Regions from separate parts of the Homo sapiens genome. Here region 1 is linked to region 2. A link is an interaction called in ENCODE POLR2A ChIA-PET data of the cell type or tissue named here. Cell type or tissue: IMR-90. All regions are shown on one strand.

Region 1 (5,000 bases), 600 kb before region 2:
TTCACATCGTCCCACTAGAAGGCCTTCAGGGGCAGTAACATGCATGGAGCTGTCATCATTTATGATAACAATGCCTCCTTCTTTAGTACTTCCTGAGGGACCTGCCTGAGGGTGTTTTTATAAGTAGAAGGAAAATACTGTAAAATAAAAAGTATGGTGAATAAATCAGTAATAGTTGTTTATCATTTTCAAGTATTATGTACCATACCTAACTGTAAGTGCCTGTCAGTGCAGTGTGTTTGCCTACACCAGCATCACCATAAACACATGAGTAATGTATTGCCCTATAGTGTTATGATGGCTGCGACATCACTAGGTGATAGAAATTTTTCAGCTTCACTAGCACACTGCAGCCTCAGTCTCCTAGGCCTAAGTGATCCTCCCGAGTAGCCTGCGCCACCATGCCTGGTTAATTTGTTTTATTGTTAGTAGAGACAAGGTCTCACTATGTTGCTGAGGCAGATCTTGAACTCCTGAGCTCAAGCAGTCCTCCTGCCTTGGCCTCCCAAAGTGCTAGAATTACAGGTGTGAGCCATTGCTCCTGGCTGTCATTACAGTCTTATGAGACCACTGTTGTATATGCAGTCCATCACTGACTGACACATCATTATGTGGCCCATGACTGTATATGCATTCAGTGCTATAAATTTCCCTCTAAGTACTGCTTTTGTTGCATTCCACAAAGTTTGCTAAGTTATTTTCATTTTTATTTAATTCAAGAGAAATTTTAAAGTATTTTGATTTTGTTTTGACTTGTGTTATTCAGAGGTGTGTTTAATCTCCATGTATTTTAGAATTTTCCAGTTACCTTTCTGCTATTTCTATGTTATGTTATGACAGAGTTTTGATCTGTCGCCCAGGCTGGAGTGCAGTGGCACGATCTCGGCTCACTACAACCTCCACCTCCTGGGTTCAAGCAATTCTCCTGCCTCAGCCTCCTGAGTAGCTGGGATTACAGACACGTGCCGCCATGCCTGGCTAATTTTTGTATTTTTAGTAGACGTGGGGTTTCGCCATGTTGGCCAGGCTGGTTTTGAACTCCCGACCCCAGGTGATCTGCCCTCCTCGGCCTCCCAAAGTACTGAGATTACAGGTGTGAGCCATTGTGCCTGGCCTCTGTTATTTCTAGTTTAATTCCATTGTGGTCTGAAAGCAGATATTGTATGATTTATATTATTTTAATTTTGTTAAGATGTGTTTTATGGCCCAGAATGTGTTTTATTTTGGTGAATGTTCCATGTGAGCTTGAGAAGATGTGTATTATGTTGTTGGATAAAGTAGTCTCTAGATGGCTGTTGTGTCCAGTTGATTGATGGTATTGTTGAGTTCAACTATGTTCTTACTGACTTTCTGCCTGCTGGATTTGTCTATTCCTGATAGTAGGGTGTTGAAGTCTCTAATTATAACAGTGGATTCATCTTTCTGGTTGCAATTCTATCAGTATTTGCCTCACATAGTTTGATGCTGTATTGTTAGGAGCCTATACGTTAAGGATTGTTGCCTTTTTGGAGAATTGACTTCTTTATCATTATGTCATGCCATTTATCCCTGATAAGTTTATTGCTTGGAAGTCTGCTCTGTCTGACATTAGTATAGCTATTTTTGCTTTCTTTTGATTAGTGTTAGCATGATATATTTTTTATCAAACCACTTTCATTAATTTATGTGTCTTTATATTGAAAGTTGGTTTATTGTAGACAACATACAGTTGGGTCTTGTTTTTTGATCCACTCTGACAACATCTCTTTTAATTGATGCATTTAGGCTATTGATGTTGAAAGTGATTTTTGATATAGTTGGATGAATATCTAATGTATTCGTTACTGTTTTTTGTTAGTTGCCCCTGTTATTCTTACTTTTGTCTCCTCTCTTTCAGCCTCTTGTGATTCTGAGCATTTTATGACTGTTTTCTCTCCTTAGCATACCAGTTTTTTTTTTCTTTTTCACTTTTTTTAGTGATTGCTCTAATGTTTTTGCAAGTAATCCAAAGCCCATTTTGAAATAATGACATAATGCTACAGCACTTCACAGGTAGTGTGAGTACCTTATAACGTAATTCTGATTTCTCCCTCGTGTCCCTTATATCATTGATGTCATTCATTTCACTTATGTAAAGCATACATAAGCGTATATACATAAGATATATACATAAACATACATAATTAAACACGCTGGGGCTATTAATTTGAAAAAACTTAGATTAAGAATAAGAAAAATTTTATTTTACCATCATTTATTCCTTTGATGTGCTCTTCCTTTGTTATGAAGATCTGAGTTTCTCACTTACGTTTTTTTTTTTCTCTCTAAAGAACTTTTAAACATATTTTGCAAGGCAATTCTACTGGCAATAAGTTTTGTCAATTTTTGTTTGTCTGAAAAAGTGTTTCTCTTTCACTTTTGAAGGATAATTTTGTGGGATACAGAGTTCCAGGCTGGTGGTTTTTCTCTCTCCACACTTTAAATATTTCATTTCACTCTCTCCTTGCTTGCATGGTGTCTGAGAAATCAGGTGTAATTCCTGTCTTTGTTCCTCTATAGATGAGGTGCCCCCCGTCCACTTCTTTCAGGATTAAAAAAATATTTAATTTTCTGTAGTTTGACAGTGATATGCCTAGGTATAGTCTCAGTCTGTCTTTTTCTGTCTCTCCCTCTCGCTTGGGCATTTGTCCTGCTTGGAGCTTTCTGAGCTCTTGGATCTGTGGTTTGGTGTCTGACATGAGTTTGGGGGAAATTCTGAGTCATTACTGTTTGAAGCATTGCTTCTGTTTCTGTTCTCTTTCTGATATTCAGAAAGAACATCATGTGTATGTTCACTTTTTGTAGTTGTTCCATAGTCCTTGAAGTTCTGTTGTGTTGTTTTCAGTCAGGTTTGGAAGTTTTTATCAAGTTCAGAGATTCTTCCCTCAGCTGTGTCCAATCTAGTAATGAACCCATCAAAGGTATTAGTAATATGTGTTACAGTTCTTTTTGTTCTCTCGCATTTCTTTTCGGTTCTTTCTTAGGATTTCCATCTTATTATGTTGCTCATCTGTGCATGCTGCCTGTTTTATCTATTAGAATCCCTAGCATATGAGTCACTGTTAGTTTAAATTACATTTCTGGCCTAATGCTTCCAACATCCCTGCCATGTCTGGTTATGATGCTTGCTCTGTCTCTTCAAATTATGTTTTTTGCTTTTAGTATGTCTTGTAATGTTTTTCATGATAGATACGATGTACCAGGTATTATAAAAAGAATTGCTGTAAATAGGCCTTTAGTGATGTTAGTGCTGTGGTGGTAAGGTGTGAGAGGGTGGGGGCTGTGAGGAAAGCATTCTTAAGACCTATAGTAGGTCTCAGTCTTTTTGTGAGCCTATGCCTCCGGACTGTGAACTTTACAAATTCTTTTCAGTCTCTGCCTTCCCATCACCCCAACTTAAGTGGGAAAGGATGGCTAGAGTTGGGCATTTCCCTCCCCTCAGGTCAGTTAGGCTCAGATAAAACCCTAAGAGGCTTGACTTTCATTAACAAGGCCCACCCTCAGGAGAAACTAGTTAAGAACAGAGTGCTCAGGCATATTTCAAAATGGTTCATTTTCCCCTTGTTTTGCTGAAAGCATGAGGGAATTTTTCTGATATTTACTGTGAGAACTTGGTTGAGCTCCTGGAGTAAAACTCATGAGTGTGGGGCTGCCTTATGAATGGGTCCTCCTGGAGTTTTTATTTCTCAGACTTGTCCACATTGAGGCTCCAGCAGGTTTTATCAATTACAGTTGAGGGTCTCTCACCCAGGCACTGCCTCCCCCAGTTGTTTCTGCTCATGACTCAGCTCAAGTAAGCTGTGATCCCTGTACTCACCTCTCTCTTTCCTGTGTTGGGACTGTGGTTTGTCCTGTGTTGTCCATCTTTATCATGGATAAAAGAAGAGTTTTAAATTTTTTTTTCCAATCTGTTCAGCTTTTTACTTATTGTTATGATGGAGTGATGACTTACAAGCTCCATCCATAGGGAACTGGATATCAGAAGTCTGACTCTTTTTTTTTTTTTTTTAAAGTCTTAAACGGCCTTTTCTGAAGACTATTAGTGGAGAACATGAGATGGAGAACTTGTTAACTTCAGGAAGCACTGATGATTGAAAGAATGAAATCTCTTGGATGGAATTACTTTTGGGGTTGTCTATCCATTTCAGAGAGTTGTGATCTCCTGTCACTAAGGATGTGTACATTCAGCATCAGTGGGATCCATCAGAATCTTACTTGTATTGGCGCTGTTGAAACACCCTGGCTTGATTTGCCTAAAAATAATTTGGAGAGTGGTTAGATTTGGGGAGGAGAGTTGAGGATGTAGAAGAGACAAAACTGGCTGTGACTTGGTAATTGTTGAGGCTGAGTGAAAGTCTCTAACTTTTCTTTTGTATATTTTGAAATTTTTTATAATAAAAATAAGTAAAAACAATCTCACCTACCACCACCTATCACCATTCTGGCTTTGCAGAAACAACGTGGTTCAGCCTAAAATCAGAGAAACAATGAGGTCTCTTTTGTGAAGCCTAGACCTCTTTAAAATTTTTTTTTTCTTTCCCTGTAGCTTATCTGGGCAGAGTTAGATATCATCTCTGTTATAGTATGCCTAATTTCTAAATAAGGAAATCACTACAATCTTTGGCTACTTGTTTATTACTTGAAATTGATTTTATGATATTTGACTGAAACAGAAACATTTATAAAAATGACATTAGGGCTAGGCATGGTGGCTCACACCTGTAACTCAGCACTTTGGGAATCCAAGGCAGAAGGATTGCTTGAGGCCAGGAGTTCCAGACCAGCCTGGGCAAAACAGTGAGACCATGTCTCTGCAAAAGAAAAAGCAAACAACAGACTAGCCGTGCATGTTGGTGCAAGCCTGTAGTCCTAGCTACTTGAGAAGCTGAGATGGGGGAGGGTCACTTGAGTCCAGGGGTTCAAGGTTACAGTGAGCTATGATTGCACCACTACACTCCAGCCTCACTGAGGGAGCGGGGTGA
Region 2 (5,000 bases):
GGTTACAAGTATGTTGCCTGAGAACTGGCAGAGATGAAGGCTGGGCTGACATGGGGCAGGATCATCTCAGATGGAAGCCAGAGAGGCAGAACATTTTCATGCAGGTCACTACACATGTTTGACACTAAATTCAAAGTAATGACTGAAGCAACTGGCACCATTTAAAATAACGAGCCAGAGTCATCCACCAAGAAGCTGAAATGATGGCAGCACCATTTTTGTGGTAAGAAGACACGAATCTCAAGGTCAGCGATTCCTATTAAAGGGTGACATCTGCCTGTCATTTCAGGGTGATCTAGCATCTGTGTATCATTCAAGAGTAAAGGAATAGCACTTGATAGTGCAGTGTTGAGTGCCTTACATGTTTACAGCTACAGACTTCTGTTGCACTCAGCTCAGTTCCTCAGTGGCACCAGGGGCTGGCAACTGGCAGCAATTATGGAATCTATGAGATTATATGTCATTCATTATGTAATGGATATTTATCAGTTACTTTGGTAGCCCAGCATCTTCTTTTGCTTGGGACTATATTAACCTGTGTTCTTCTGTAAAAGCTTGAAATGCAAGTTGTTTAGCTATTGAATTTCCCAGATTCTCTTGTGTATAACTTAGGCTCCAATAACCAGATGCAGCTGCCTTGAATTTTGAAATTAAGAATTAGAAGTGCAAAAAAGGCTGGGATGGAGGAACATGAGGATTAGTAATAAGAGTTTTCAGAGGCACAAGAGGAATAACAGTGCAGTGGCTGTAACTGACTAGTGCCTATGGTGGTGGTGGTTGCAGCTGAGGTTTGTAGAGTTTAGAGGTGACAGTGTTGACAGTGGTCTGGTTTTATGGTATGAGAATTTTGGCGGTGGTCCAGGTTAATGCACTAGCTTCCCTTGCTCTTGAATGTTACCCAAGCCTGAATTTCCTGGCAATTATACATTACCTAATACTGTTTCAATAGATTTATTTTCTGCTTATGTCAGCCAGAGTTGGTTTCTGCTGCAACCAATAAAGCTGACTGATACAGGATGCATATCCAGGTTTCAGATGCAAATTGCTTTCTGGAATCAAGTGTGTGACCTATGGTTTGTCATGATGTGTCTCTGAAAGGGTCTAAAACCATTTTATAAATAGTTTATCATCATTGACTTTTAGATTCCATGATGTCAACATCACACCTATAAATCACTGACTAAATTCATATTTAATGTGTACCCACTATGTGCCAGAAATTGTGCCAGACAATAGGGATACGATGAGAGATGGTTCTTTGTTTCATGGTGCTCACTCTTTGAGAAGGGAGATGGGCAAGAAAATGGACAGTTGCAATATACTTACTATGAAAGGACAGCAGCTATAAGAGCATCTAGGAGGATCATCTAACCCAGCCTTGTGCGGGCGGGATAACTATATATAGCATATCTTTGCATGAATGTTCTGCTGTTGTCTTAAATTCATCTTTATTTTCTTCCTTCTTTCCCATTACTTTATTTGCTTGTTTTCGTATTTCCATCATGACTCCATTATTCTCCAAGTCACCTAGACCCATGCCTGGAGGATAATTCTTTTGCCTTCTGTGTTCATTTAGTTACCAAAATTGCAAGTGTGTACATGTGTGTACCAAAATTCCATGTGTGTACATGCAAACCACACCTGAAATAATAGTTTCTTGAAACAATATTTTACTCTATGTAATGGTTTCTATTTTCTATCCCATTCTATTTCATGTTTTTAAAAATGCTACTTTTAACCTATAAATTAATTTCATGACCCACTAGTGTTCTATTACCCATTCTTAAAAATACTCTAATCTCTTCTATATGTTCAAACTGTTACTTCAAACTAGGTCCTTTATTTTTATTTATGCATGACTCCCCCATAGCAAAAGCAGCAGTATCAATAACAAACCCACCTTCCTTCAACACACTTTACCTTAATGTCTAGCCTTCTCATCCCAGGCCAGAGGATCTTTATTTTCTTTTTCTTCATTCACTTAAATTTAGTTTCGTCACTGATATGCCACAGAAACTGCTTTTGCTAAGCTCACAGCTCACAAGCTGCCTCCATATCTCTAAATCCAGTGGATAGAGTCTTTCTCTTGCTGGGCATCTCCCTTCTTCAGAAATCCTTGTTAACACGGTTACATTGATCCCTATCTATTGGGTTTCCTTTTATTTCTCTGTTCTCTCCTTCTTACAAGATCTTTTTAGGCTCATCTGCCTTCATCTGGCTATTCAAAATTTCTCAAGACTCAAATCTGGGTTTTTAAAATCATTCACTAGACTTATGCTCACAGCTTTAATTTCCATGTATATGCTGATATCTCTCAAATGGACATCATCTGCCCCAGAGTTTCTCAACCTTGACACTTGGAGCTAGATGATTCTTTGTTTTGGGGGGCTATCCCATGCATTGTAGGATGTTTAGCAACATCCCTGGCCTCTACCTACTAGACACAAGTAACAACTGCTCCCTCCTCCAGTTGAGATTACCAAAATGTCTCCAAACATTGTCAGTTGTCCTCTGGGGGGCAAAATCATTCCAATTGAGAATCACAGTGCTTCCCTGACCTCTTTATTTTTCAACTACCTAATCAACATTTCCACTTGGATGTTTCAAATACACCTCCAATTTACCCATCAATCCTTGTCCTTTTCTGAGAATCCCTTCATCTAATGTCTTAAGACAGAAAACTAAAAGTTAAGCTTCACAGCTTCCTCTCCTTCTCCCTCACCACCCCAGTATCTATTATCGAGTTCAGTCTATTTAGTCTGCTAAATATCTCTCTTGAATTTGTTCACCTTCTTCCTCTCATCTTTTAACTCTTTCCAAATGATCTTGTTTTTATTAATGTCATCACTATTCTTTCCTTCCAAGCTCGAAATTCTTGGAAATCATTAGAAATTAAAAAACTCTTGGCTCTTTCCTTTCTATGTTCCCCTCTAACTGCTCTGTGCAAGTTTTATTATTTTTCTCCTTAAAAAAAAATCTTCCAAATTTTCACTTTCTTGGTACTGACCCTTGCCACTTCAAACTTGAATATCAATAGCCTTCTCACTACTTTCCCTGGCTCCAGTCTCTCCCCTCCCCTTCTAATACAGCTATAAACCCCAAGATATCTTGCTGAAATTCTCTCCATTATTTTAAAGTTCCATGTTCTTATTCATTCCTCTACTCAATAACCAAAGCATGGATCCTGAATTTTTCTTTGTTTAGATTCTTCAGCTTGATTTTTTATAGTTGTTCCTAATTTGATACCTCCCTATCAGAACCTATTACTAACCCCCACCCAAATATGTCCTCTGCTACTGACATACTGATTTGTTCACCAATATCTTGTCTGGATATTTGCACTTGTTGTTCTCTCCACCTGCAACTCTACCTTCTGTTCCAACTACTGAAGTCATTTTCTCTGAGGCAAGCTCAATAAATCTTTCATCAGCTAATCTAGCCCACAGAGTACCCTTTCCTCACTAATCTCCCATTTAAACTTTTAATCAATACCAAATTGGTTCTCAAATGCTTACTTTTTAAAAAATTTCATGCACCCTAGGTTTTCTACTCCCAACTTGATTGCAAGTTTATTGGAACCAAGGTTCTCATCTTATATGTCATCTGCATTTCCCATTACATTGATCAGAATGGCCAGCACATAGTACATGTTTAGTAAGTATTTTAATAAATGTTGCTAGGTTTCAAAAGCCTTCTAAAGAAGACATAGAGTCTTTTTCAGTTAATTTTTTCACAGGAAATTCTTTTTCACACTTTCCCAGACTTCTTTCTTTTATGGCTTAAACCTCATTGTTTTATTTTGAATTCAAATAAATAAAAACAAAATGCTAGATTTTTATGAACAGAAAAACCTATGTCCTTCTTTCACCTTCTTGCAGTGATGGGTTGTTTTTTTCTAATCTCATTGCAGTGAAGATTTAAATGCCTTTATTTAAAAAATTTACTTTCTTGTTGCAAAGTTTGGGACTGTTCTCTTGAACTTGCTTCTGGAATCCATTTTTTTTCTTTATAAATGAGAAATAAGGAACCAAAGTATCATTGGAAGCCAATTACTCTTGGGGTCAATGTCTTCCGAACAAATATGATCTCAGGAGAATGAGCCTATCTCAGAATAGAAGGCGAAGATTCTGATTAGGCTCCCAGATTCATTTTCTATGGGGTGAGTTTTAATATTTGAAGGTGAGAAAGGTGAACTCAAGCTGAGCACAGTGTATGAAAAAAGACTACTTTTGCTAAGCAAATTACCTTGGAGATGATTCAGCCTTGAATTCAGGAAGAGTTGTGCTGGCTCTCAGAGGAGAAGGCCGAGGGGAAACTGCAGTTTCTGCCAGTGAGATGTCAGTTATCCATTCATGCTCATCAATCAATATTGGATGTCAGAAGTGAAACTGAATGTCCTGATTACCCTGATGATGGCTAGGAAAATAAAGATATCCTGGAGAATGGCTAGAAGCAGAGAAGGCTTTAGTTTAAACACTCTCCCGTAGAGATGAATTCTGCAATACTTTTCCTAGGATCATGGTTAATATTCGTTCTCCAACATTTGTAAAGGAACTCAAATAATTTTGCAAATATCATCCCATTTACTGCATTTTTTTTTTTTGCAAAAGAAATACATGTGCTGGGCTCTTTTACTGATTTTGGATGTAAGTGCACAACTTTCATCTTCAGACTTAAATAACATTTATCCAGTACTTAACATGTGCCAGACACTGTGCTGGTTTTGCAGTTGCAGCTTTCATTCCGTTTCTCAGCAACTTTGTGAAGTAGATATTAGAATTCCCATTTTACAGATAAGATAATTAAGGCTCAGAAAAGTTATGCAGCTTTTCAAAGACATCTCTTAAGAATCAGGTTCTGTTTTTTGTTTTTTTTTTTTTAAGGAATTTACTGTATTTCAAATGCAATACAACAAAACATTCCATTATGGGAAAGATCACAGCTCTGATGGTCTTTACACTTATTTTATAATTTAGTATTTTAAAAAAATCTTGAGTTGC

Evidence for each region. ChIA-PET counts read pairs that join two places held together with the same protein. Peaks named below come from ENCODE experiments on the same cell type or tissue, not always from the same donor. Only the 100,000 strongest peaks of a DNase experiment are listed, where the experiment ranks them.
Region 1: POLR2A ChIA-PET joins it to region 2 with 5 read pairs; 2 of 35 experiments call an interaction of 5 or more read pairs at or near these places.

What each region holds. Positions count from the first base shown.
Region 1 is chr11:108,710,518-108,715,517 of GRCh38, forward strand. The region is part of intron 10 of DDX10 (DEAD-box helicase 10); the gene reads left to right. All of the region lies in intron 2 of LOC124902750 (a long non-coding RNA gene), which reads right to left. Among named protein-coding and RNA genes, the nearest start is that of DDX10, 48 kb to the left of the region's middle. In IMR-90, no CTCF peak of the experiment used is centred here; a DNase peak (open chromatin) is centred at 3,074; H3K27ac peaks cover 217 bases.
Region 2 is chr11:109,308,528-109,313,527 of GRCh38, forward strand. No RefSeq gene overlaps it. Among named protein-coding and RNA genes, the nearest start is that of C11orf87, 110 kb to the right of the region's middle. In IMR-90, no CTCF peak of the experiment used is centred here; no DNase peak of the experiment used is centred here.